3 separate regions of the Homo sapiens genome follow, and all the other regions are linked to region 1. Evidence: read pairs that join two places in POLR2A ChIA-PET (ENCODE). Cell type or tissue: MCF 10A. All regions are shown on one strand. Each heading gives the region's core, and the rest is flanking DNA. Links, peaks and the distances in the headings are about the cores only. Region 1 has its middle 25 kb from the start of SCNN1B. Region 2 holds the start of COG7 (component of oligomeric golgi complex 7). Region 3 overlaps GGA2 (golgi associated, gamma adaptin ear containing, ARF binding protein 2).

Region 1 (10,747 bases), core at 808-4,807:
GTGCAGTCGTGGTACGTGGATATAGTGTGTAGTGGTGAAATCTGGGTTTTTAATGTACCCATCACCCAAATAGTGTATATTGTACCTAATAGGCAGTGTTCCATCCTTCATCCCTTTCCCACCCTCCCACCTTTTGGAGTCTCCATGCCAGGCTAATTTTTGTATTTTTTCTGTAGAGACGGAGTTTCCCCATGTTGCCCAGGCTGGTCTCGAACTCCTGGGCTCAAGCAACTCACCCACCTCGGCCTCCCAAAGTGCTGGGATTACAGGCATGAGCCACTGCACCCGGCCAGTAAGTATTACTATTATGATCCCCAGTTTTCCACATATAAACAAGCACAGAGAGGTTAAGTGATTTGCCCAAGGTCACACAGCAATTAAATGAATAATCAGGAGGCAAACTCAAATATGTCTGATTTTCATACAGTCCATACAGCAGTTAAATGAAGAATCAGGAGGCAAACTTAAATATGTCTGATTTTCAAGTCTTGTGTTTTGGATGAATAAAACCAGGACATGTCAGAAACTTCCTCCTCTGTATGTCCATGTGTACCCATTATCTAGCTACCACTTATAAGTGAGAATATGTAAAAACCCTTATCTATTCTTATTCTAGGTTACAGAGTGCCAACTGTACCTGACCCCACCAGGGACAGCCAGGGACTTCTTTCTCTGTGCCTCCATGGACACACAGCTAATGTTTACTGAACAGCTGTTATGTACCAGAGTCTTAACTTATTCCATCGTTTTTGTTTGTTTATTTGTTTTGAGACAGAGTCTTGCTCTGTCACCCAGGCTGGAGTGCAATGGTGTGGTCTTGGCTCACTGCAACCTCCCACTCCAGAGTTCAAGTGATTCTCCTGCCTCAGCCTCCGGAATAGCTGGGATTACAGGTGCCAGCCACTACGCCCAGCTCATTTTCCTATTTTTAGTAGAGATGGGGTTTCACCATGTTGGCCAGGCTGGTCTTGAACTCTTGACCAAAGATGAACCACCCACTTTGGCCTCCCAAAGTGTTGGGATTACAGGTGTGGGCCACCGCCTTATTTAATCTTAATAAAAATCTTTATGGAATGGCTATTACTGTTCTTCCCATTTTCCAGATGAGAAAATCAAATCACTGGGTCTCAGGGCTTGTACAGAAGAGGAGGCACGATTTGTGCCTAAGCAGTCCACCTCCAGGGTCCATGCATTTTAACCTGTACTCTAAATTTTTCTGGCATGTTGGACATCATTGTTACAGGATGTAAGGAAGTGTCTCTCTCCTCAAGTAGCCCACAGCCTGAGCTGGCTCATTAATTACTAAGCACAATGCAATGTGATATTTGCAGATCGTTTGTGTGCTTGTTAATTTATTCAGTCATTCATCCGTTTATTCATTCAGGAAGCTCTGAACACCAATTATGTGCCGATCCTGTGCTAGGGGCTGGTGAGGAGGCACATGGTCACTTGGGGAACCCAGACCACACCTTCTCTAGCCACTGACTGCATAGTGGTGAAAGAGGAAGCTTCTGACATTTCCTGGTGTTATTCTTCCAAAGCACAAGACTAGAAAGTCAGACATATTTGAGTTCGCCTCCTGATTATTCATTTACTTGCTGTGTGCCCTTGGGAAAATTGCTTAACCTCTCTGTGCTTGTTTAATACGTGGAAAACTAGAGCTCATAATAATAATACCTACCAGCCAGGCATGGTGGCTCACGCCTATAATCCCAGCACTTCGGGAGGCCAAGGCAGGTGGATTGCTTGATCCCAGGAGTTCCAGCCTGGGCAACATGGGGAAATCCCATCTCTACCAAAAATACAAAAATTAGCCGGCATAGTGATGCATGCCTGTGGGCCCAGCTACTCAAGAGGCTGAGGTGGGAGGATCACTGGAGCCTGGGAAGTTGAGGCTGCAGTGAACTGTGATCGTTCCACTGCACTCCAGCCTGGGTGACAGAGTGAGACTCTGTCTCAAAAAAAAAAATTAAAATTAAAAAAATAAAAATAAAAATGATACTTCCCTCTCAAGCTTCATGTAAGAGCGAAACAAGAGGATGAACGCAAAGCCCCTGGCGGAGTGCTGGGCACACGGAAAGGACTGAACCCATTGTTACTACTAACTGTTGGTGATGGTTGTTAACTGCGCATGACCACCAACAATGGAAGATTGTTGTTCTAAAATCTGCATCCCTTAGTTTGGCAAAATTTCGGTGGTGCTAGCAAACCAGGTGCATTCCTTCTGGCTTTTCAACCGACAAGTCTCAGCAGGATGAAAACAGTGCTAGTAGGCATGACAGATGCATCTTTACTGAATACACAAAGTCAGCTGTTGTTCTCCAGGGGCTCTGCAGAAACACTGGAGAGAGCTCGGAGCTCTGCAGGCTTCCTCCACCCTCCCAGCAAGCCCGGCCCTGCCTGGCTCCAGATCAGTCATGCCTGGCTGGGTTTAAAGAGCTGCAACCCATCTGAACGTAGAAGGTACGAATTTCACTCCACAATCTTGGACGTGCAACACATAAAAGTGTTTACTTTTCTGTAACGAAGTAATTTGTATTTCTGTCCTCTTCAAAAAAGAAGCAGAAAATTAAATATCAGCCAGTTCTGAGCCCAAAGATAAGCTATATGCGGAGGACTCCCAAATTTCTTCAGCATTTTCCCTGAAATCCAAGCACATCTATCTGTGTCCTTGACAATCTCACTTGGATGTTCATTAGACATCTCCAAATTAAGAATTATCCAGCACTGAACACCAGAAGCTTCTCCCTCACCCTCCTCCTTGTGTAAGTTTTCTCCATCTCAGTAAATGGCAACCCTGATCTTTAAGGTTTCAGACCACGGCTGGGCGTGGTGGTTCACACCTGTAATCCCAGTAGCTTGGGAGGCTGAGGTGGGCAGATCACTTGAGCCCAGGAGTTCAGGACCAGCCTGGCCAACATGGTGAAAACCCGTCTCTACTAAAAATACAAAAATTAGCCAGGCGTGGTGGTGGGCACCTGTAATTATTCCAGCTACTTGGGAGGTTGAGGCAGGAGAATTGCTTGAACCCGGGAGGCAGAGGTTGCAGTGAGCCAAGATTGCTCCACTGCACTCCAGCCTGGGTGACAGAGTCAGCCCCCATCACACACACACACACACACACACCCCACACACACAAAATTTTCAGACCAAAGACTTTGGAGGCTTTTTTTCAACACCCGCCCCCTCCCCTTTTTTTTTATTAAGGTGAGATTCACAGAACATAAAATTAGCCATTTCATTTCATTTTTTATTTTTTTAGAGGCAAGTTCTCACTCTGTCGTCCAGGCTGGAGTGCAGTGGTACGATCATAGCTCACTGCAGCCCCCAACTTCTGTGCTCAAGTGATCCTCCCACTTCAGCCTCCCAAGTAGCTGGGACTACAGGTGCATGCAATCAAGCTGGGCTAATTTTTTATTTTTTGTAGAGATGTGAGGGGTGGGGGGGTCACTATGTTGCCCAGGCTGATCTTAAGCTCCTGGCCTCAAGCAATAAAATTAACCATTTTAAAGTGAACAATCCAGTACCATTGAGTGCACTCAGATGTTATGCAACCATCACCTCTAATTCCAAAACATTTGTATCACCCTATAAGAAAACCCCATACTCATTAAGCAGTTACCCCCCTCCCGTCTCCCACTACCCCCTGGCAATTGGCAGTCTGCCTTCCATCTGCATGGATTTACCTATTCTGGACATTTCACATGAATTGAATCATACAATATGTGGACAGGCTATCCAGCCTGGGTGACAGTGTGAGACTGTCTCAAAACAAAGCAAAACAAAACAAAACTACAGATCATCTCTCTCTAAATGTCCCATAGGCACCACAAACTTGACAAGCCCAAAGTGAAACTCACCCCACTCCCAAATAGCCGAGGTTGTTGTCCTTCTTGGCAACAACTTAGAGGACCTGACTTCTTCCACTTAGCCAAGTGTTTTGAGGTTCAAGCATGTTTTAGCCTGTATCAGCACTTCATTCCCCTTTAGGGTTGATCCTACTCTCTTACAACGCACAGCCAATCAGCCAGTGAAGCCAGCTGAGTCTACCTTCAAAGTATTTCTAGAATGGATTCATTTCTCACCATTTCCACTGCTGGCACTTCATTCCCCCTCCCCAATATAGCATCACCTGTCACCTGGATCACCTGGATTTTCTTACTTCTGTCCTTCATGCTTCCCCCTCCCTCCCCACCCTGCCTGGTCCTTTTTTTTTTTTTTTTTTTTGAGACGGAGTCTCAGTGGCACGATCTCGGCTCACTGCAACCTCTGCCTCCCTGGTTCAAGCAATTCTCCGGCCTCAACCTCCCAAGTAACTGGAATAATTACAGGAGGAGAATCGCTTGAACCCAGGAGGTGGAGGTTGCAGTGAGCAGAGATTGCACTGCTGCACTCACTCCAGCCTAGGCAACAGAGCATCTCAATATATATATATATATTTGTTAAATTAATGAATTTTGGGATCTTCACTCTTTTCTCTTTGGTGGTGTCTGAGTTCCAAAGGGCTTACAAAGTGCCAAGATGTCAAGGAAAGGTGTCTTCTATATATATATATATATATATTTTTTTTTTTTTTTTTTTTTTTGAGACAGAGTCTTGCTCTGTTGCCCAGGCTGGAGTCCAGTGGAGTGATCTTGGTTCACTGCAACCTCCACCTCCTGAGTTCAAGCAATTCTCGTGCCTCAGCCTCCCAAGTAGCTGGGATCACAGGTGCACGCCACCATGCCTGGCTAATTTTTGCATTTTTAGTAGAGACAGGGTTTCGCCATGTTGGCCAAGCTGGTCTCGAACTCCTGGCTTCAAGTGATCCACCCGCCTTGGCCTCCCAAAGTGCTGGGATTACAGGTGTTAACCACGGTGCCTGGCTGCATCTTCTATCTTAAAATGAGGAATACCTTCCATGGACATGCTAAATTTTCCTCCGACACTGTTCTGAATTCTTTCATTCCTTCACAGCAATGCTCCTGATTGAGTGGCCTTCATCTCCCCTCCTCGTCAATCCGGGGCAATCTGGCTCTTACCAACACATCAACTTCCTTCCTGTCCAAAACTGATGGATGGTTTTCAGCCCTTGATTTAGTTTGCCTCTCTGCAAATACTGTTGCCTGCACATGCTTTCGTGAAATTGTCTCTTTCCTTGATCTTCATGATGTCACGCTCTCATTGTCTTTTGTCCTCAGATGCTACACTGCTTTGTATCAGATGCTTGTGTGAGCTCCACTTCCTCTGCTCACTCCTTAAATGTTGGCATTCCACAGGGTTTCAGTCCAGGCCTTGTTCTTTCTCCTGTTTCTCTCCTTCCTCCTCTCCCTGGAATGAACTTATTGACTCTCATGACTGTATCCTCAGCCTGAATCTTTTTCTTGATCTCTAGGCCCATATATAATTGACTACAAGGCTGGGTCCAGCTTACATCTGTAATCCCAGCACTTTGGGATGCCAAGGCAGGAGGATTGCTTGAGGCCACCAGTTCAAGGCCAGCCTGAGCAACATAGTTGGGACCCCCTCAAAAATTTAAAAAATTAACTGGGCATGGTAGCACCTGCCTGTAATCTCAGCTGTCTGGGAGGTCGAGGCAGGATGATCGCTTGAGCCCAGGAGTTCGAGGCTGCAGTGAGCTATGATTACACCACTGTACTCCAGCCTGAGCAATGGAGTGAGACCCTGTCTCTTAAAAAGAAAGAAAGAAGCCAGGCACGGTGGCTGATGCCTGTAATCCCAGCACTTTGGGAGGCCAAGGTGGGTGGATCACGAACGAGTTCAGGAGTTCAAGACCAGCCTGGCCAACATGGTGAAACCCTGTCTCTACTAAAAATACAAAAATCAGCTGTGCATGTTCACGGGCATCTGTAATCCCAGCTACTCGAGAAGCTGAGGCAGGAGAATCACTTGAACCCTGGGAGGTGGAAGTTGCACTGAGTTGAGATTGCACCATTGCACTGCAGCCTGGGTGACAAAGCAAGATTCTGTCCTCCCTACAAAAAAAGAAAGAAAGAAGTAAAGAAAGAAAGAAGGAAAGAAAGGAAGGAAGGAAGGAAGGAAGGAAAGAAAGGAAGGAAGGAAGGAAGGAAGGAAGGAAAGAAAGAAAGAAAGAAAGAAAGAAGGAAAGAAAGAAAGAAAGAAAGAAAGAAGAAAGAAAGAAAGAAAGAAAGAAAGAAAGAAAGAAAGAAAAATTAACTACAGAGCAATGCTCTCTAAATGTCCAGTAGGTACCACAAACCTGACAAGTCCAAAGTGAACTAATCCCACCCCCCAAACTGCTGGGATTGTTGTCTTTCTTGGCTAATGGAATCACCAACCATTCAGCTATCCCACAGGTAAACTCAGCCCTCATCCTTGTTTATCTGTTTTGCTTAGTTGCCCATCTCATCCATTATGAATCCTCTAACCCCATTTCCTGATATCTGGAACTCTCACTGCCCTCTGCAGCCACTCCTGTAGTTTAGACTGTCATCTTTTCTCACCTTCACAGCTGGTCTCCTGCTATCTTCTCTGCTTTTCCCCTCCAGTCTATTCTCCATATACAAACGAGATAAATTTTTCTGGAATGCAAATTTATCCTGAATTTCAGATCCTTCCATGGCTTTGATCATTATTGGGATAAATTCCTTGACCCAGCTTATAACACCCCGCCTGGTCTAGCCCCTGTGGTTGCTCCACCATCATGGCTTGCCTTCTGCTCTCTAGATAGACAGAACGTCCTTCTTGTCTTCAACATGCCATGATTTTCAATGCTTTTCATTTTTGCTTACATTGATCTGTTTGTTGGCAACATTGCCCTTCCCTTCCTCCCTTTCCTTCATCCTGATAACTCTTAACATATCTTCCAGGTATCAGCTTAGAAACCATTCTTCCAGGGAGTTTCCCCATCTTCCCAAGTCTGGCACAGCACAGACTGCTACGTGTTTACCAAACCCTGGTTCTTTTTCTTCTTGGGCTCATAGTTGGACTACATTTCCCAGGCTCCCATGCAGACGAGTGAGACCATGTGACTGAGTTCTGGCCAACTGAAAGTGGGTAGAATGATGTACATCTATTCAAGGTCTGTCCTATGAAAACCTTCCATGTTATCTTCCACAGTGTTCTTTCCCTCCCCTAGGTGGATGCAGAGGATCTGACAGGGAACTGACATTCTTATGGGAGGGCAGTGGAGCCATTAGATAGAAGGAGCCTGGGTCACTGAATGACTATGTGGAGCAGAGTCCCACCTACCCTTTCCTCAACCAGCATTAGATTGTAACATAAGTGAAAAATAAACTTTATTGTATTAAGACACTGAGATTGGAAGTTTGTCTGCTATAGCAATTAGCCTACCCTGATAAATATATCTGAATTATTTGGTCTCTTCTTCCCCACTCCCATTATCCCGAAGAATTCTTTCCTCCCCAACCACGGCACTGACTATATTGATAACAACATTCTCTCTCTCTTTGTCTGTCTACCTGACCATGAAGGTGTGGGAGGACCTGGATCATGCCTGTCTCTTCCTAGATAGAAACCAGCATTCAGCTCAGCACGTGGCCTGTAGCAGCCACTAAGTAAATATTTGTGGAATTGTTTATGTGGTTATTGAGTTATCTGTTCCTGAGTGCCTGTTTTGGTAACTTCCCTAGGACCAGATTCCTCCTACCTCTCACCATTCCTCTCCAAACACTCAGGTCCTGCCCTTGAACCAGCCCAGTGGCTGGAGCTCTCTGATATCACAGCTCCTGCAACAGATCCACCTCTTGGAATTCCAAAGAGTGCCAGGGTTCCCAGGCCTGGGCCTCCACCCACCTGTTAGTATCCCTGACATGGCCTGATTTTCTAGCACCTGCTGTCTGGATGTTACATTTTTCTCTGCTGAACTGGACTTCTTTTCAAGTCCTGCAACTTTATTGGTTCAGAGCCTAGGCTCTGGCAATGGGATAATTATTAAGATGTGTTGTTAAATGAAACGAAGTCAGGGACAGGAAGCGGGGTATATACTATGCCATCATTTGTAAAATATAACAAACATAAATATATACTGGAGTTTACATAAAACATTAGAACAGGGGTGTCCAATCTTTTGGCTTCCCTGGGCCACACTGGAAGAAGAAGAATTGTCTTGAGCCACACATAAAATACACTAACACTAACGATAGCTGATGAGCTAAAAAAAAAAAAAATTGCAAAAAAAAAATCTCCTAATGTTTTAAGAAAGTTTATGAATTTGTGTTGGGCTGCATTTAAAGCTGTTCTGGGTTGAATGCAGCCCATGGGCAGTGGGTTGAACAAGCTCACATTGGAAGAACACATCGGAAATCGGAAGTAATGGGTGGGTGGAGGATTAGAGTCCTCGGAGTGATTGAGGGAGGGAGATTTATCTTTTATTCATTTGCACTTTGTATAGCGTGAATAACAACCCCCCAAAGATGTGCACACCCCAATTCCTTGAGCTGTGAACGTATTACCTTACATTGCAAAAGAGACTTTGCAGATGTGATTATTAAGATCTTGGAATGGAGGCATCATCTTGGATTATCTAAGCAAGCTCAATATAATCACAAGGTTGGCTGCAAGAATGGAAGGCAGGCAGCCTCTAGGGCTGGAAAAGTCCAGGAACAGTTTCTCACTGGAGCTTCCAGGAGCAACACAGCCATGTGCACCCCTCAATTTTAGGACTTCTCATCTCCAACACTGTAAATAATAAATATGTGCTGCTTTTTTAAAAAAGTATTTTTACTTTTGTTTATATTTTATTTGATATATTTATTTATTTTTTTGAGATAGAGTTTCGCTGTTGTTGCCCAGGCTGGAGTGCAATGGTGTGATCTCGGTTCACTGCAATCTCCGCCTCCCGGGTTCAAGCGATTCTCCTGCCTCAGCCTCCCAAATAGCTGGGATTACAGGCATGTGCCACCAGGCCCAGCAAATTTTGTATGTTTTAGTAGAGATGGGGTTTCACCATGTTGGTCAGGCTGGTCTCGAACTCCTGACCTCAAGTGATCCACCCGCCTCGGCCTCCCAAAGTGCTGAGATTACAGGCATAAGCCACCTTGCTCAGCCTTTTGTTTATATTTTAGAGACAGTGCATTGCTATGTTTCCCAGGCTGGGCTTGAACTCCTGGGCTGAAGCGATCCTGACACCTCGGGCTCCCAAAGTGCTGGAATTACAGGCATGAGCGAACACACCCAGCAACTCGTGCTGTTTTAAACCACCACATTGGCCACATTCACAGTAATTTGTTGTAGCAGCAATGGGGAATTGATATTTGGAATTGTAATACTTGGAAACTTACGTTGAGAATGTTTTTCTATGTTTTCAAAATTTTAATGAAAATACATATGCAATCCAGAAAGCCTACTCTTTAGGCTTCGTCCCCTAGAAAGAAAAGCATCAGGACCCAAAGACATGAGTACCAGGAAGTTACTGCAGCATCGTTTGTGGCAAAATGCGGAAACAGTGACTGCCCATCAATACAGAGTGGGAGAACGCATACTGGTGCATCCATTATGCACCATTATTCGTACCACGGAATGTTATGCTGCCACGTGTTATGCTACCACCAAATGTTATGCTGCCACTACACTGTTGGATTAGAGTCACACTGGATAATCTGAAGAATTTCCGCCGGGCGCGGTGGCTCACGCCTGTAATCCCAGCACTTTGGGAGGCAGAGGCGGGCGGATCATGAGGTCAAGAGATCGAGACCATCCTGGCTAACACAGTGAAACCCCGCCTCTACTAAAAATACAAAAAATTAGCCGGGCGTGGTGGCGGGCACCTGTAGTCCCAGCTACTCGGGAGGCTGAGGCAGGAGAATGGCGTGAACCCGGGAGGCAGAGCTTGCAGTGAGCTGAGAACGCGCCACTGCACTCCAGCCTGGGCGACAGAGCGAGACTCCGTCTCAAAAAAAAAAAAAAAAAAAAAAAAGAATTTCCACAAGGCATAACTGAGTGGAAAAATTAAGAAAGGAAAAAGTGTATATAAGACGAATCCATATTTTTGTTTAAAAAAGGACAAAATTACAAAAAACTTGTGTATGTATATGCAATGTGTGTGTATGCGTATGCATGTGTGTAGGCATGTGTGTGTGTGTGCTAGAGAGAAACAGAGAGAGGGCGAGGTGTTGGGGGGATGAGAAGAGAATAGGATTATATAAGAATTAAGAAAAATGGCTGGGAGTAGTGGCTCACACCTGTAATCCCAGTGCTTTGGGAGGCCAAGGCAGGTGGATCACCTGAGGTCAGGAGTTGGAGACTAGCCTGGCCAACATGGTGAAACCCCGTCTCTACTGAAAATACAAAATTAGCCAGGTGTGGTGGTGCATGCCTGTAATCCCAGCTACTTGGGAGGCTGAGGCAGGAGGATTGCTTGAACCCAGGAAGCAGAGGTTGCAGTGAGCTGAGATCGTGCCACTGCACTCCAGCCTGGCTGACAGAGTGAGACTCTGTCTCAAAAAAAAAAAAAAAAAAAAAGAAAAAGAAAAAGAAAAATAGGCTGGGCACTGGCATTGTGGCTCACACCTGTAATCCCAGCACTTTGGGAGGCTGAGGCAGGTGGATCACTTGAGGCCAGGAATTCGAGACCAGCCTGGCCAACATGGCGAAATCCCATCTCTACTAAAAAATACAGAAATTAGCCAGGTGGGGTGGTGCACTCCTGTGGTCCTAGTAACTTGGGAGGCTGAGGCAGCAGAATCGCTTGAACCTGGGAGATGGAGGTTGCAGTGAGCCAAGATCCTGCCACTGCACCCCAGCCTGGGTGATAGAGTGAGATCCT
Region 2 (10,747 bases), core at 6,748-10,747, 170 kb before region 1:
TCAACAGATGTGTTGTCTGAGTTCTGTGGGGTGGGAGTCTAATATTGGAGCCATGGTGCTCCCTCCCTCTTGGTGGTTGCTGGCTTCCACCATCTTTGACTTCCTTAGCCTGTAGCTGCATAACTCCAGCCTTTGCCTTCATTGTCACGTGGTGTTCTCCTTGTGCCTTCTTTACAGACCATTTTTTTTCTTTTTTTTTAAGAGACATGCTGGAGTGCAGTGGCATGGTCATAGCTCACTGCAGCCTCAAACTCCTGGGCTCTAGGGATCCTCCCAATTTGGCCTCCCAAGTAGCTAGGATTACAGATGCGTGCTGCCACACCTGACTAAGTTTTAGATTTTTGTAGAGATGAGGGCCTCACCGTGTTGCCCAGGCTAGTCTTGGACTCCTGGCCTCCCAAAGTGCTGGGATTACAGGCATGAGCCACCATGCCTAGCCTGACCCTACTGCATCTCTAATCATATTTAATTAGTACTGCATATCTTTTTGGATTAAATAAAATCAATTGCCCTAGCATTCAAGTTTCTCTACAGCATGGCCTCATCTCAGCTTTAGTTTCCTCTTTTGGAAATAGAAATACTACCTGCCTTAACTCAAAAGGCTGTGAGGAAACTGTGTGGTGGCTCGAGCCTGTAATCCCAGCACTTTGGGAAGCTGAGATGGGAGGATTGCTTGAGCCCAGGAGTTTGAGACCACCCTGGGCAACACAGTGAGACCCCTGTCTCTACAAAAAAATTACCTGGGAATGGTGGCATGTGCCTGTAGTCTCAGCTACTTGGGAGGCTGAGGTGGGAGGTTGGCTTGAGCCCAGGAGGCAGAGGTTGCAGAGGAGGCAGTGGTGAGACAAGATCACACCACTGCACTCCAGCCTGGGTGGCAGAGCCAGACCCTGTCTCCAAAAAGGCGGAAACTGTCATACTGGATTGAAAACACCACCACCACCAAATTCCAACTCTATGCTGTCTGCAAAAGGTACACTTAGGTTCACAAATCAGTTGGAAGTAAAGGATAAAAAATTAGCCATGCAAGTAGTAATAAGAAAGCTGGAGTGGCTGTGTTAATATCACACAAAATACTTTTTTTTCTTTTTTTTGAGACAGTCTTGTTCTGTCTCCCAGGCTGCAGTGCAGTGGTGTGATCTCACCTCACTGCAACCTCCACCTCCTGGATTCAAGCGATTCTCCTGCCTCAGCCTCCCGAGTAGCTGGGATTACAGGCGCCCACCACCATGCCTGGCTAATTTTCGTATTTTTAGTAGAGACGGTTTCACCATGTTGGCCAGACTGGTCTTGAACTCCTGACCTCAAGTGATTCGGCCTCCCAGAGGGCTGGGATTACAGGTGTGAGCCACCGCACCTGGCATAAAAATAGACTTTAAGACAGAAATATTACTAGAGACAGAAAAGAACATTTAATAATGATAAAAGGTGAATATACCAGGAAGACATAAAATTATAAAATGTATATGCACCTCACATCAAAGCCCCAAAATACCTAATGCAAAAATTAAATAGAATCAAATGTAAAAATGGATGATTCAATAATAACTGGAGGCCAGGTATGGTGGCTCATGCCTGTAATCCCAGCACTTTGGGAGGCTGAGGTGGATGGATCACGTGAGGTTAGGAGTTTGTGACCAGCCTGACCAACATTGAGAAACCCTGTCTCTACTAAAAATACAAAATTAGCCGAGTGTGGTGGTGCATGCCTGTAATCCCAGCTACTTGGGAGGCTGAGGCGGGAGAATCACTTGAACCTGGGAGGCGGGGGTAGTGGTGAGCCAAGATCACACCATTGCACTCCAGCCCTGCCAACAAGAGCAAACTCCATCTCCAAAAAAAATAAATAAATAAATAATAGGGCCGAGTGCAGTGGCTCACACATGTAATCCCAGTACTTTGGGAGGCCAAGGCGGGTGGATCACGAGGTCAGGAGTTCGAGACCAGCCTGACCAACATGGTGAAACACCGTCTCTACTAAAAAATACAAAAATTAGCCAGGCATAGTGGCACATGCCTATACTCCCAGCTACTCAGGAGGCTGAGGCAGAAGAATCGCTTGAACGCGGGAGGCAAGGTTGCAGTGAGCTGAGATCGCACCACTGCACTCCAGCCTGGGCGACAGAGCAAAACTCTGTCTCAAAATAATAATAATTGGAGATCTAAATACCTTACCTTCAGTAATGACAGAACAACTACATAGAAAATCAGCAAGTATATAAAATAGTTGAACAACACTATTAATGTAGCTAAAATATATATGACACTCCACCCAATAACTGCAGATATATATTTTCAAGTGCACATGGAACAGTCTTCAGGATAGACCAATGCTAGGCCATAAAACAAGTCTCAATAAATTTAAAAGAATTTAAGGGCTGGGCACGGTGGCTCAGGCCTGCAATCCCAGCACTTTGGGAGGCTGAGACAGGGGATTGCTTGAATCTGCAGGGGATTTTGAAACCAACCTTAACAGCAAAGCAAGATGCCATCTCTATAAATAATAAAAGAATATAAACCAGCCGGGTGCGGTGGCTCACGCCTGTAATCCCAGCACTTTTGGAGGCCAAGGCGGCTGGATCACAAAGTCAAGAGATGGAGACCATCCTGGCCAACATGGTGAAATCCTGTCTCTACCAAAAATTCAAAAATTAGCTGGGTAGGCTGGGCGCGGTGGCTCACGCCTGTAATCCCAGCACTTCGGGAGGCCAAGGCAGGCAGATCACGCGGTCAGGAGATCGAGACCATCCTGGCTAACACGGTGAAACCCCGTCTCTACTAAAAATACAAAAATTAGCCGGGTGTGGTGGCGGGTGCCTGTAGTCTCAGCTACTCGGGAGGCTGAGGCAGGAGAATGGCGTGAACCCGGGAGGCGGAGCTTGCAGTGAGTGGATATTGTGCCACTGCACTCCAGCCTGGGCCACAGAGCAAGGCTCTGTCTCAAAAAAAAAAAAAGCCAGGTGTGGTGGCAGGTGCCTGTAGTCCCAGCTACTTGGGTGGCTGAGGCAGGAGAATCGCTTGAACCTGGGAGGTGGAGGTTGCAGTGAGCCAACATCGTGTCACTGCACTCCAGCCTGGAGACAGACTGGGACTTCGTCTCAAAAAAAAAAAAAAAAGAATATAAATCATACCAAGTATGTTTTCCAATCACATGGAATTGAATTAGAAATCAACAACAGGAAATCCAAGAAATACCCAATTATTTGGAAATTAAACAACATGCTTCTAAATAACCCATGGGTTAAATGAGTCACAAGAAAAATTTAAAAACATTTAGAATCAAACAAAAATGAAAACATCAAAATTTATGAATTACAGCTAGAGCAATGCTTCAGAGGAAATTTTTTTTTTTTTTTTTGAGACAGAGTCTTGCTCTGTTGCTCAGGCTGGAGTGCAATGGCGTGCATGATCTTGGCTCACTGCAACCTCCGCCTCCTGGGTTCAAGTGATTCTCCAGTCTCAGCCTCCTGAGTAGCTGGGACTACACGTGCCCACCACCACGCCCGGCTAGTTTTTGTATTTTTAGTAGAGACAGGGTTTCACCATATTGGTCAGGCTGGTCGTGAACTCCTGACCTCAGGTGATCCAACCACTTCGGCCTCCCAAAGTGGTGGGATTACAAGTGTGAGCCACCGCAGCCGGCCTCAGAGGAAATTTTTTTTAGAGACGGTCTCACACTGTCACCCAGGCTGGAGTGCAGTGGCACTGTTATAGCTCACTGCAGCCTCAAATTCCTGGGCTCAAATGATCTCTGGCCTTTCAGGCTTTTGAGTAGCTGGAACTACAGTTGCAAACCACCATGGCTAGATAATTTTTTTTAACTTTTTGTAGAGACAGTGTCTTGCTTTATAATTTTATTTTTTGTTTTTATTTTTTCCTAGCCATTAGACTATGAGGGAAAAATTAGTAATTTTAGATGCCTATATGAGAAAATAAAGTATTTAAAATCAGTAACCTAAGATTCTACTTTAATATACCAAAGAGCAAACTAAATTCAAAGAAGGAAACTGATTAGCATAGAGATCAATAATAGAAAATGAAAAATAGAAAAAAATTAAAGTCAAAGTTGAATAGAAAAAAAATTAACAAAGTCAAAATAGGTTCTTTTTTTTTTTTTTTTTTGAGACACAGTCTTGCTCTATCACCCAGGCTGGAGTGCAGTGGCCTGACCTCGGCTCACTGCAATCTCTGCCTCCCAGGTTCAAGCAATTATCCTGCCTCAGCCTCCTGAGTAGCTGGGATTACAGGCGCCAACCACCACGGCTGGCTAATTTTTGTGTTTTTAGTAGAGACGGGGTTTCACCATGTTGGCCAGGCTGGTCTCAAACTCCTGACCTCAGATGATCTGCCCGTATTGGCCTCCCAAAGTGCTGGGATTATAGGCGTGAGCCACCGCACCCGGCCTGCAGCTGATTCTTTTAAAAGAGCAACAGAATTCACAAATTTCAGCAGACTGACCAAGGGAAAAAAAAATTACCAAAGTCAGGAAAGAACAGGCAGACGTCACAATTCTACAGATGAGAAAAGACTATATGAGGATCCTTTGAACAATTTTATGCCAACAAATTATACAACTTGGATGAAATGGACAATTATTTTTGAGATGGAGTCTTGCTCTGTTGCCCTGGCTGGAATGCAGTGGTACAATCACGGCTTCCTCCAACCTCCGCTTCCCAGGCTCAAGCAATCCTGCCTCAGCCTCCCTAGCAGCTGGGACTACAAAAAAAACACAAAATAAAAAAAAATTTAAAAAAATTAGCCATGCAAGTGTAATCATAAGAAAGCTGGAGTGGCTATGTTAATATCACATACAATAGACTTTTTTTTTTTTTTTTAGACAAAGTCTTGCTCTGTCTCCCAGGCTGCAGCGCAGTGGCGCAATCTCACCTCACTGCAACCTCCACCTCCTGGATTCAAGCAATTCTCCTGCCTCAGCCTCCCAAGTAGCTGGGATTACAGGCACCCACCACCATGCCCGGCTAATTTTTGTATTTTTAGTAGAGACGAGGTTTCACCCTGTTGGCCAGGCTGGTCTCGAACTCCCGACCTCAAGTGATTCGGCCTCCCAAAGTGCTGTGATTACAGGTGTGAGCCACCGCACCTGGCCTAAAACCGACAATTTTTTTTTTTTTTTTTTTGGGTGGAGTCTTGCTCTGTTGCCCAGGCTGGAGTGCAATGGCGCAATCTCCACCTACTGCAACCTCCGCCTCCTGGGTTCAAGCAATTCTCCTGCCTCAGCCTCTCGAGTAGCTGGGATTACAGGTGTGTGCCATCATGCCCAGCTAATTTTTGTATTTTTAGTAAAGACAGGGTTTCACCCTATTTGGGCCAGGCTGGTCGCGAACTCCTGACCTCAAGCTATCCGTCGCCTTGGCCTCCCAAAGTGTTAGGATTACAGCACTTTGTGCCTGGTCCCAAGATTCATTTGCCATCTTAAAATCAATTACTATATCATTTGAATAGAATGTGACAAGAACCACATGATTATCTCAATAGGCAGAGAAAAAAAAATACAAAATCCAACATCCTAAAAAAACTCTCAACAAACTAGGAATAGAAAGGGACTTCTGGCCGGGTGCGGTGGCTCACGCCTGTAACCCAGCACTTTGGGAGGCAGAGGCAGGTGGATCACCTGAGGTCATGAGTTCGAGACCAGCTTGGCCAACATGGTGAAACCCCGTCTTTAGTAAAAATATGAAAAATTAGCCACATGTGGTGGTGGGCACCTCTAATCCCAGTTACTTGGAAGGCTGAGGCAGAAGAATCGCTTGAACCCGGGAGACGGAGGTTGCAGTGAGCCGAGATTGCGCCATTGCACTCCAGCCTGGGCAAAAAAAGCAAAACTCCGTCCCCCCGCGCCCGCCCCCCCAAAAAAAAATTGCAAAGGAAAAAGTGTCTATTCACAGATGACATGATCCTGTATGTAAACAAATCCCAACCAACACCCCAACACACAAACTAGAAGACAAATTTAACAGTCAAATGGTACAAGATAAATCTATAAAAATCAATTGTTGCTGAGTGTGGTGGCTCACGCCTGTAATCCCAGCACTTTGGGAGGCTGAGGCAGGTGGATCACCTGAAGTCAGAAGTTCAAGACCAGCCTGGCCAACATGGCAAAACCTCGTCTCTACAAAAATTAGCTGGGTGTGGTGACACATGCCTGTAATCCCAGCTACTTGGGAGGCTGAGGCAGGAGAATTGCTTGAATCTGGGAGACGGAGGTTGCAGTGAGCTGAGATTGCCCTGCTGTACTCCAGCCTGTGTGACAAAGCAAGACTCCATCACACACACACACACAAAATCATTTTTCTGTAACAAGAAACTATGAAAATTAAGAAAATTCCATTCATGTTAGCATTAAAAGGAAATACTTATTTTATTTATTTATTTTTTGAGATGGAGTCTCACTCTGTCACCCAGGCTGGATAACAGTGGCCCGATCTCTGTTCACTGCAACCTTTGCCTCCCGGGTTCAAGCAGTTCTCCTGCCTCAGCCTCCTGAGTAGCTGGGATTACAGGTGCACACAACCACGCCAGGCTGTTTTTGTATTTTCAGTAGAGACGGGGTTTCACCATGTTGGGCAGGCTAGTCTTGTATGGAACTCCTGACCTTGTGATCCTCCTGCCTCGGCCTCCCAAAGTGCTGGGATTGCAGGCATGAGCCACTGCACCTAGAAAAGGAAATACTTATAAATAAATAAATTTAACAAAATAAGTGCAAGACTTGTATTATACAATGAAAACTACAAAATATTGCTGAGAGAAATTAAAGAAGATCTAAATCAGATCTAAATCCCCAGGGGTGATTCCTACTAGGGAACACTTGGCACTGTGTGGACAGATTTTTGGTTGCCACAACTTGGAGAGGATGTTGCTCCTAATGGGTAGCGGCCAGGGATGCTGCGAAATATCTTACAATGCATAGGACAGCCCCCATAACTAAAAATTATCTGGGCTCAGTAGTGCCAAGGCTGAAAAATTCCCATCTAAATAAATGAAGAGGCGTTTCATGCTATGGATTGGAACAGTCAATATTGTCATGATGGCAATTCTCCTAAAATTAATCCAACAATTCAACAGTTCAACATAATCCCTGTCAAAATCCCAGCAGGATTTTTTTTTTTTTTGGGGGGGATGGAGTCTCGGTCTGTTGCCCAGGCTGGAGTGCAGTGGCGGATCTCGGTTCACTGCAACCTCTGCCTCCTAGGTTCAAGCGATTCTCCTGCCTCTGCCTCCTGAGTGGCTGGGATTACAGGCGCGTGCCACCATGCCCAGCTAATTTTTTTATTATTAGTAGAGATGGGGTTTGACCATGTTGGTCAGGCTGGTCTCAAACTCCTGACCTCATCATCTGCCTGCCTCGGCCTCCCAAAGTGCTGGGATTACAGGCGTGAGCCACTGTGTCCTGCCTAAATTTTTAACAAGAGCAAAGTAAGAGGACTTACACTATCAGATTGCTCCCCTCGTCTCCCCTCCCTGCATTGCTCCCCTCCTCTCTCCTTCCCTCCTCTCCCCTCCCCCCAAATAACTGGGACTCCTAGCAGAAGGGTTACCCCAGTTAAAACCTACTCAACCCAGAAGAATGAGACAAACCAAGGGAGATGCCAATGAAAAACGAGTGACTATCAGGCCTGGAGATGGCAGCCAGCCACTCATACCCCAATGGCAGGCCAACCTGGAAAACTGTCCCCTGTAGGGTTTCCAAGGATGACATCTTGTCCTCCCCCTTGGGTTGGTCCCACTCTTGAAACAACATAAAAACTTAGAACCTAAAGAATACCCTCATACCTTCCCCTACCTTTTCTTCTTTTCTTTTCGAGACAGGGTCTCGCTCTGTCACCCAGGCTGGAGTGCAGTGGCGTGATCACAGCTCACTGCAGCCTCGACCTCCTGGGCTCAGGCAATCCTCTCACCCCAGCCTCTCGAGTAGCTGAGACTACAGGTGTGCGCCACCACACTCAGCTAATTTTTAATTTTTTTGCAGAGACGGGGTCTTCCTATGTTGCCCAGGCTGAGAAATTGTTTGTGATTATGGGTTATGCACAGATTTCTCAGCCGCAACACCAAAAGCATGATCCATAAAAAAAGGTGATAAGGAACTTAACAAACTTTAAAAGGTCTGCACCTCAAAACACATCATTAAGAAAATAATTAGTTAGGCCAGGCGCGGTGACTCACGCCTGTGATCCCAACACTTTGGGAGGCCGAGGCAGGCGGATCACCTGAGGTTGGGAGTTTGAGGCCAGCCTGGCCAGCGTGGTGAAACCCCATCTCTACTAATAATACAAAAAGTAGCCGGGCGTGGTGGCACGCGCCTGTAATCCCAGCTACTCGGGAGGCTGAGGCAAGACACTCGCTTGAACCTGGGAGGCGGAGGTTGCAGTGAGCCGAGATCGCGTCACTTCGCTCCAACCTGGGCGACAGAGCAAGACTCCGTCTCAGAAAAAAATAAAGAAAGAAAGAAAAAGAAAGAAATAGCCGGGCGTGTTGTCGCGCGCCTGTAGTCCCAGCTACTCTGGAGGCTGAGGTGGGAGGATCGCTGGAGCCCAGAAATTTGAGGCTGCAGTGAGCTGAGATCGTTCAATTGCCCAGGAATTTGAGGCTGTAGTGAGCAGAGATCGTTCAATTGCACTCCATTGCTGCCCACTGCGCTCCACTGTTGCCCAGGCTGTCCTAGAACTCCTGGCCTCAAGCGATTCTCCCGCGTCAGCTTCCTAAAGAGCTGGGATTACAGGCGCGAGCCACCGCGTAAATGCGCTAATGTATGTCAGGGCTTTATAGTAAGCATATAGTTTAGTCCTCGGCAAATGTTAGCAGACATGGGATATTTGTCGGTGCCGGGAGCTCTCAGTCCGGGGCGTTTTCCCACACCCACCTCTGCTCAGCGCTCCGGACGCCTGCAGTCACTATGGTAACGGCCAACGACTTCCGGAAGAAGAACGGCGGGCGGCGAGGGTCATTCCCAGCCGCAAACTGAGTGCGCTGAGCGGGGAAGCGCAAAGGGGCAAGTTACCCGTCCTGGCGTTTCTGGGGTTCGCCTCGGAGGCTAGCCTCGGTGCTCTCGCAGGCTCGCTCGCTTCTGCATCCCCGTTGCCGCCCGGAGCCAACTCTTAAGTTCTGGACGCCAGGCCTGAGGCAGTTCCGCCATGGACTTCTCCAAGTTCCTGGCAGACGACTTCGACGTGAAGGAGTGGATCAATGCGGCCTTCAGGGCCGGCTCCAAGGAGGCGGCGTCCGGGAAGGCGGATGGCCACGCAGCCACCCTGGTGATGAAGCTGCAGCTGTTCATCCAAGAGGTGAACCACGCCGTGGAGGGTGAGCCGCTCGGGGCCCTGGCCGCGGGACCCTCCCCTGCTCTCGGCTGGGCAGAGGTCACCGAACTTGCGTGAGGCACTCAGGTGGGCGGGGCACGCATGGACAGCAAATACCCTCGGCAAAAGAGCAAGCCCCGAACTCCTGATCACGTCAGCGGGAGTCTCAGCTGGGTGCCGGGCTGTCTTGAACACTTGCTAATTTTGGGTGTTGTTTTTCCTCCTCTGGCTGGGCTATAAGTTTCCTTTTTCTTTTCTTTCTTTCTCTTTGTTTTTTCTTTTGAAACAGGGTCTCTCTACAGTGGCTCGATCATAGCTCACTGCAGCCTCGAACTCCTGCACTCAAGCGATCCTCTCGCCTCTCGAGTCGCTAGGACTACAGGCGCGAGCCACCGCGCCCCACAAATTCTGTTTAAAAAAAAAATTGTAGAGATGGGATCTCACTGTGTTGCCAGGCTGGTCTCAAATTCAAATTCCTGGGCATAATGGGTTTTCCAGTCTTGGCCTCCCAAAGTACTGTGATTATACCTGTGAGCCACCACATCTGGCCTGAAGTTTCCTTTTGGAACTTAAAAGAGTGGATCTTATTGCAGTAGCTCTTCTCTAAATAATTCAATAGCAGATCTCTGGGATTCCCTTTTTATTATTATCCATAGGCACTGGAAGACAAGATGGATCTTTTTAAATGCTAGAAGTTTTAACCAGTTCTTAACATGTCTTTGTTGAGGCACCTTCCAGAATATAAGATAAAACAACTCCAGTTTCTGTTATAGTGACTTGAATCTCAGAGTCAAGAGCCCAGTGTCAAAGAAAATTGGCTTTGACTTTTTGTAATCTAGGAGCACGAGTCTGTGAGGTGTTTATTCAAAGAGTTAAAGAGCCTGTTTTGTACCAAACAATAAACTGTAAAAAGAAAAAAAAAGTGAATTTTGAGAGTATGAAAGAATAGCCAACAGATCCATATATCTGGAAAAAACGTATTATAGTATAGGTATAAGAGAATGACACAGATCTAGAAAACATTGTTTTAGTGGATTTTATTTCAGCTGAGGAAGATAGGCTGGTCTCAGTGGAGACTTAAACCTTTTTTTTTTTTTTTTTTTTGAGACAGGGTCTCATTCCTCATTCTGCTGCCCAAGCTGGAATGCAGTGATACCATCATAGTTCACTGCAGCCTCAAACTCTGGGTTCAAGCAGTCCGCTCGCCTCAGCCTCCCAAGTAACTGGAACTATAGGCATGTGCCACCATGCCTGGCTAATTAAAAAAAAAAATTTTTTTTTAGAGACAAGGTCGCACTATGTTGCCCAGGTTGATCTCAAATTTCTGACCTCAAGTGATCCTCCCATCTTGGCTTCCCAAAGCCCTAGGATTACTGGTGTGAGCCACCACGCCTGGCCTAAACCATTTGTTGAGGATAAGTTAAATTATAAAA
Region 3 (4,000 bases), core at 1-4,000, 220 kb before region 1:
TGATGCGGGAGCCTAGGCACGTGGTTCACCAGGCCCCGCCCTGCCAGCGGCCCCACCCCTACCTTTCATTCATTGCTGGCTGCTGGGAGCTTTCAGGTTTCTACACTGTGAGGAAGGTCTTATGGTTTCAACAAATGAAGAGGCTTATGTAAAAGAAAACTGAGCCGGGCACAGTGGCTCACATCTGTAATCCTAACACTTTGGGGGGCCGAGGCGGGCGGATCACGAGGTCAGGAGATCGAGACCATCCTGGCTAACATGGTGAAACCCCGTCCCTACTCGGGATCTTCCCGCCTCGGCCTCTCAAAGTTCTGGGATTACCAATAAATCTTGATTGAGTCCTCATGATACAAGCTCTAGCAAATAAGAAAGAAACCTCCTTACATTTTGTGGATTGTATTGCTGCTTGGCCTTGGTTAAGGGTTTGGAACGTAATTTAACCTCAGAGAGGTTTTTTCTTTCTTAAAGAAAGCTGGTGCCGGCCGGGTGTGGTAGCTCACACCTGTAATCCCACTACTTTGGGAGGCTGAGGTGGACGGATCACGAGGTCAGTAGTTCGAGACTAGCCTGGCCAATATAGTGAAACCCCATCTCTACTGAAAATACAAAAAATTAGCCAGTCATGTTGGTGGGCACCTGTGATCCTAGCTACTCTAGAGGCTGAGGCCGGAGAATCGCTTGAACCCGGGAGGCGGAGGTTGCAGCGAGCCGAGATTGTGCCGCTGCACACCAGCCCGGGTGACAGAGCGAGACTCCATATCAAAAAAAAAAAAAAAAAGGTGGTGCCCGTCAGTGCTGTGTCTCTTTCACTTGGCAGCCAGGGAGGAGTGAGAAGGCTCTGGATTCTGTGAGGGGAGCTTGGGCCATGCCTCCTGTTCTCTGCCTCTCCTGTTCTCTCCCTGCCTCCCCCTGTTCTCTTCCTGCCTCTGCTCTTCTCTCCCTCCAGGTCCAGTCACATGCTGAAGTCAGAATTCTTTTGAGGTGTCAACCTTGACCTTGTAGTGAACTGAAACAGAAGCTTAAATGGTGTAGACTTTAGGTGATTCAGACACATAATCGCTGAGAATCACTGCTTTAAATAATTTATTTGATGAGTTTCTATGTTGTACGTATGGGTAAGGCACTGTAGGGAAGATATGGCTTCTGCCCTTAAGGTTTCATTCTCTTTAGGTAGGACAAGACATGTCTACATATTACAGTAAAAGCCAGAGACTGTACGTAATAATAAACAATTATCCTTTGTAGACCTCTTACTGCATGCTGCTGTACTAAGCATTTTAGACCCTTCCCCTTTAAATCACATGACAGTCCCATGAGGAAGGTACTATTTTCCTTGTTTTATTTTTTGTAAACATATTTGTAGAGATGGGGCCTCACTATGTTGCCCAGGCTTGTCACGAAGTCCTGGGTTCAGGCGATCCTCCTACCTTGGCCTCCAAAGTGCTGGGATTACAGGCATGAGACACTGTGCCCAGACTGTTTTTATTATTATTTTTGAGACGGGGTCTCATTTTGTCCCCCCAGGCTGGAGTGCAGTTGCACAATCATAGCTCACTGTAGCCTCCACCTCCTGGGCTCAAGTGATGCTCCTGAGTAGCTAGGACTGCAGGTGTGTGCCACCATGCCTGGCTTTTTTTTTTTTTGGAGACAGAGTCTCACCTTGTCACCCAGGCTGGAGTGCAGTGTCACGATCTCAGCTCACTGCAACCTCTGCCTCCCGGGTTCAAGCGATTCTCCTGCCTCACCCTACTGAGTAGCTGGGATTATAGATGCACGCTGCCACGCCCAGCTAATTATTTGTATTTTGGTAGAGACGGGATTTCACCGTGTTGCCCAGGCTGGCCTCCAACTCCTGAGTTCAGGCAATCCACCCTCCTCGGCCTCCCAAAGTGCTAGGATTAAGGCATGAGCCACTGCGCCCAGCCTTCTGACTAATTTTTTTTAAAAATTTCTGTGGAGATTGGGTCTCGTTATGTTGCTCAGGCTGGTCTCAACCTCCTAGGCTCAAGCGGTCCTCCTGCCTTGGCTTCCCAGAGTGCTGGGATCATAGGCATGAGCTGCAGCACCTGGCCCTATTTTCTTTATTTTATAGTTGAGGAAACTGAGGCTCAGCGAGTCCAAGTACATGTGACTAATGGGTGTAGCTGGAGATCCCTATCGGAGAAGGGGCAGATAAAATATCTGTTCAGAGGAGGAGGAGACAGCTTTTGTTTTATGGGGACGGGAGATAAAAAGGTCAGAGAAGTCTTTAGGGTGGAATGTGACTTGGGACTCAAGGGTAGATAGGATTTTAAGATACGGAACATGGGAGAGAGCTTTGCGGGGGTGGGGAGGAGAATATAGGAATCAATCACTGATCCTTCCCTCGCCCTTGTGTTCTCTCTTCACTTAGAATGGAGTCAGTGGGCAGGAAGATGGTGATTACCTGTCCGTTGACCCTCCCTATCTAGACACATGACTTCCACGTGACATAAATGTGACTGCAGTCAGGAAAAATTCAACTCGGACTGTGCTGTGTTGAGTAATCAGAGGGAGAAGCAGTGGGGTTGGCGCAGCGGGAGGAAGTTTTCTGCAGGAGCTGGAAATTCAGATGGGTCTGGAAGAATATGGATAGGGCACTGAGAGGAACAGAGTGGACACTCGGGCCAGGAGGATAATAATGTCAGAAGTACTGCCCCGAGAAGCAACGCCTCATTTCCAGAGCCTAAAAGAGCTGCTCTGTCAGAACCAGTACGGTTTCTCATCAGAGAGGCTGGGCAGGCCAGGACCAGATGGCCAGAGGGGAGTTGGAAGGGTGGTTGTTTTTTTTTTTTGTTTTTGAGGCAGGATCTTGCTCTCCCACCCAGGTTGGAGTGCAGTGGCATGATCTTGGCTCACTGCAGCCGCAGTCTTTCCACTTCAGCTTCCTGAGTAGCTGTGACTACAGTCACATGCCACCACGCCCAGCTAATTTTTTTTTTTTTTTTTTAGATGGAGTCTCGCTCTGTTGCCCAGGCTGAGTACAGTGGTGCCATCTCAGCTCACTGCAACCTCCACCTCCTGGGTTCAGGCAATTTTCCTGCCTTAGCCACCTGAGTAGCTGGGATTACAGGAACACTCCACCACGCCCAGCTAATTTTTTGTATTTTTAGTAGACACAGGGTTTCACCATGTTGGCAAGGCTGGTCTCAAACTCCTGAACTCAAGTGATCTACCTGCCTCGGCTTCCCAAAGTGCTGGGATTACAGGCGTGAGCCATCGCGCCTGGTCTTAATTTTTTAAAATTTTAGTAGGCATGTGATTTCCCCATGTTGCCCATGCTGGTCTCAAACTCCTGGGCTCAAGCGATGCACCTCAGCCCCATGAAGTGCTGGGATTACAGGTGTGAGCCACCATGCTGCCACTGGAAGTTTTATGAACGGTCAAGATGGTATTCCTTCTGGTGGTGTGTTCTTGTCTTCCTGTCACACAGCTGAGACACTTCCAGGTGGCCTCTCTTCTGTCTCCGCTTGTCACAGGCCAGGTGGGGGCATCCCAACTCGAGTGTGAAGCCAACACCCGGGCCAACCTCTGCACTAAAAGTGGAGCCGCTTTCAGGGGAATAACTTGTCAGTTAATTTTTTTTTTTTTTTTTTTTTTTTTGAGACAGAGTCTCCCTCTGTCTCCTGGGCTGGAGTGCAGTGGCGCAATCTTGGCTCACTGCAACCTCCACCTCCCAAGTTCAAGCGATTCTCCTGCCTCAGCCTCCCAAGTAGCTGGGATTACAGGCATGGATCACCATGCCTGGCTAATTTTTTTGTATTTTTAGTAGAGATGGGGTTTCATCATGTTGGTCAGGCTAGTCTCAAACTTCTGACCTCAAATGATTCCCCCCACCTCGGCCTCCCAAAATGCCGGGATTACAGGCATGAGCCACTGTGCCCAGCCAGCTTGTTAATTTGCTGGTTCATTCAATCAGCAAATATTCAGTAAGGGCATACCATGTGCCCAATGCTGTGCTGGGTGGTGGTAGGCAGCGCAG

Evidence for each region. ChIA-PET counts read pairs that join two places held together with the same protein. Peaks named below come from ENCODE experiments on the same cell type or tissue, not always from the same donor. Only the 100,000 strongest peaks of a DNase experiment are listed, where the experiment ranks them.
Region 2: POLR2A ChIA-PET joins it to region 1 with 5 read pairs; 3 of 35 experiments call an interaction of 5 or more read pairs at or near these places.
Region 3: POLR2A ChIA-PET joins it to region 1 with 5 read pairs; 3 of 35 experiments call an interaction of 5 or more read pairs at or near these places.

What each region holds. Positions count from the first base shown.
Region 1 is chr16:23,271,454-23,282,200 of GRCh38, reverse strand. It overlaps a transcript of SCNN1B not described here. Among named protein-coding and RNA genes, the nearest start is that of SCNN1B, 25 kb to the left of the region's middle. RefSeq lists an enhancer at 1,774-2,296. In MCF 10A, for the core only: no CTCF peak of the experiment used is centred there; a DNase peak (open chromatin) is centred at 2,380.
Region 2 is chr16:23,451,397-23,462,143 of GRCh38, reverse strand. COG7 (component of oligomeric golgi complex 7) reads left to right here and starts at 8,955. Exons shown (of 17, transcript NM_153603.4): 1 at 8,955-9,318. The coding sequence starts at 9,150. LOC124903667 (a long non-coding RNA gene) reads right to left here and starts at 9,401. Exons shown (of 2, transcript XR_007065030.1): 1 at 8,879-9,401; 2 at 6,355-6,674. RefSeq lists enhancers at 8,626-8,675, 8,966-9,295. In MCF 10A, for the core only: no CTCF peak of the experiment used is centred there; a DNase peak (open chromatin) is centred at 8,943.
Region 3 is chr16:23,495,924-23,499,923 of GRCh38, reverse strand. The region is part of intron 1 of GGA2 (golgi associated, gamma adaptin ear containing, ARF binding protein 2); the gene reads left to right. Among named protein-coding and RNA genes, the nearest start is that of GGA2, 13 kb to the left of the region's middle. In MCF 10A, for the core only: no CTCF peak of the experiment used is centred there; a DNase peak (open chromatin) is centred at 2,493.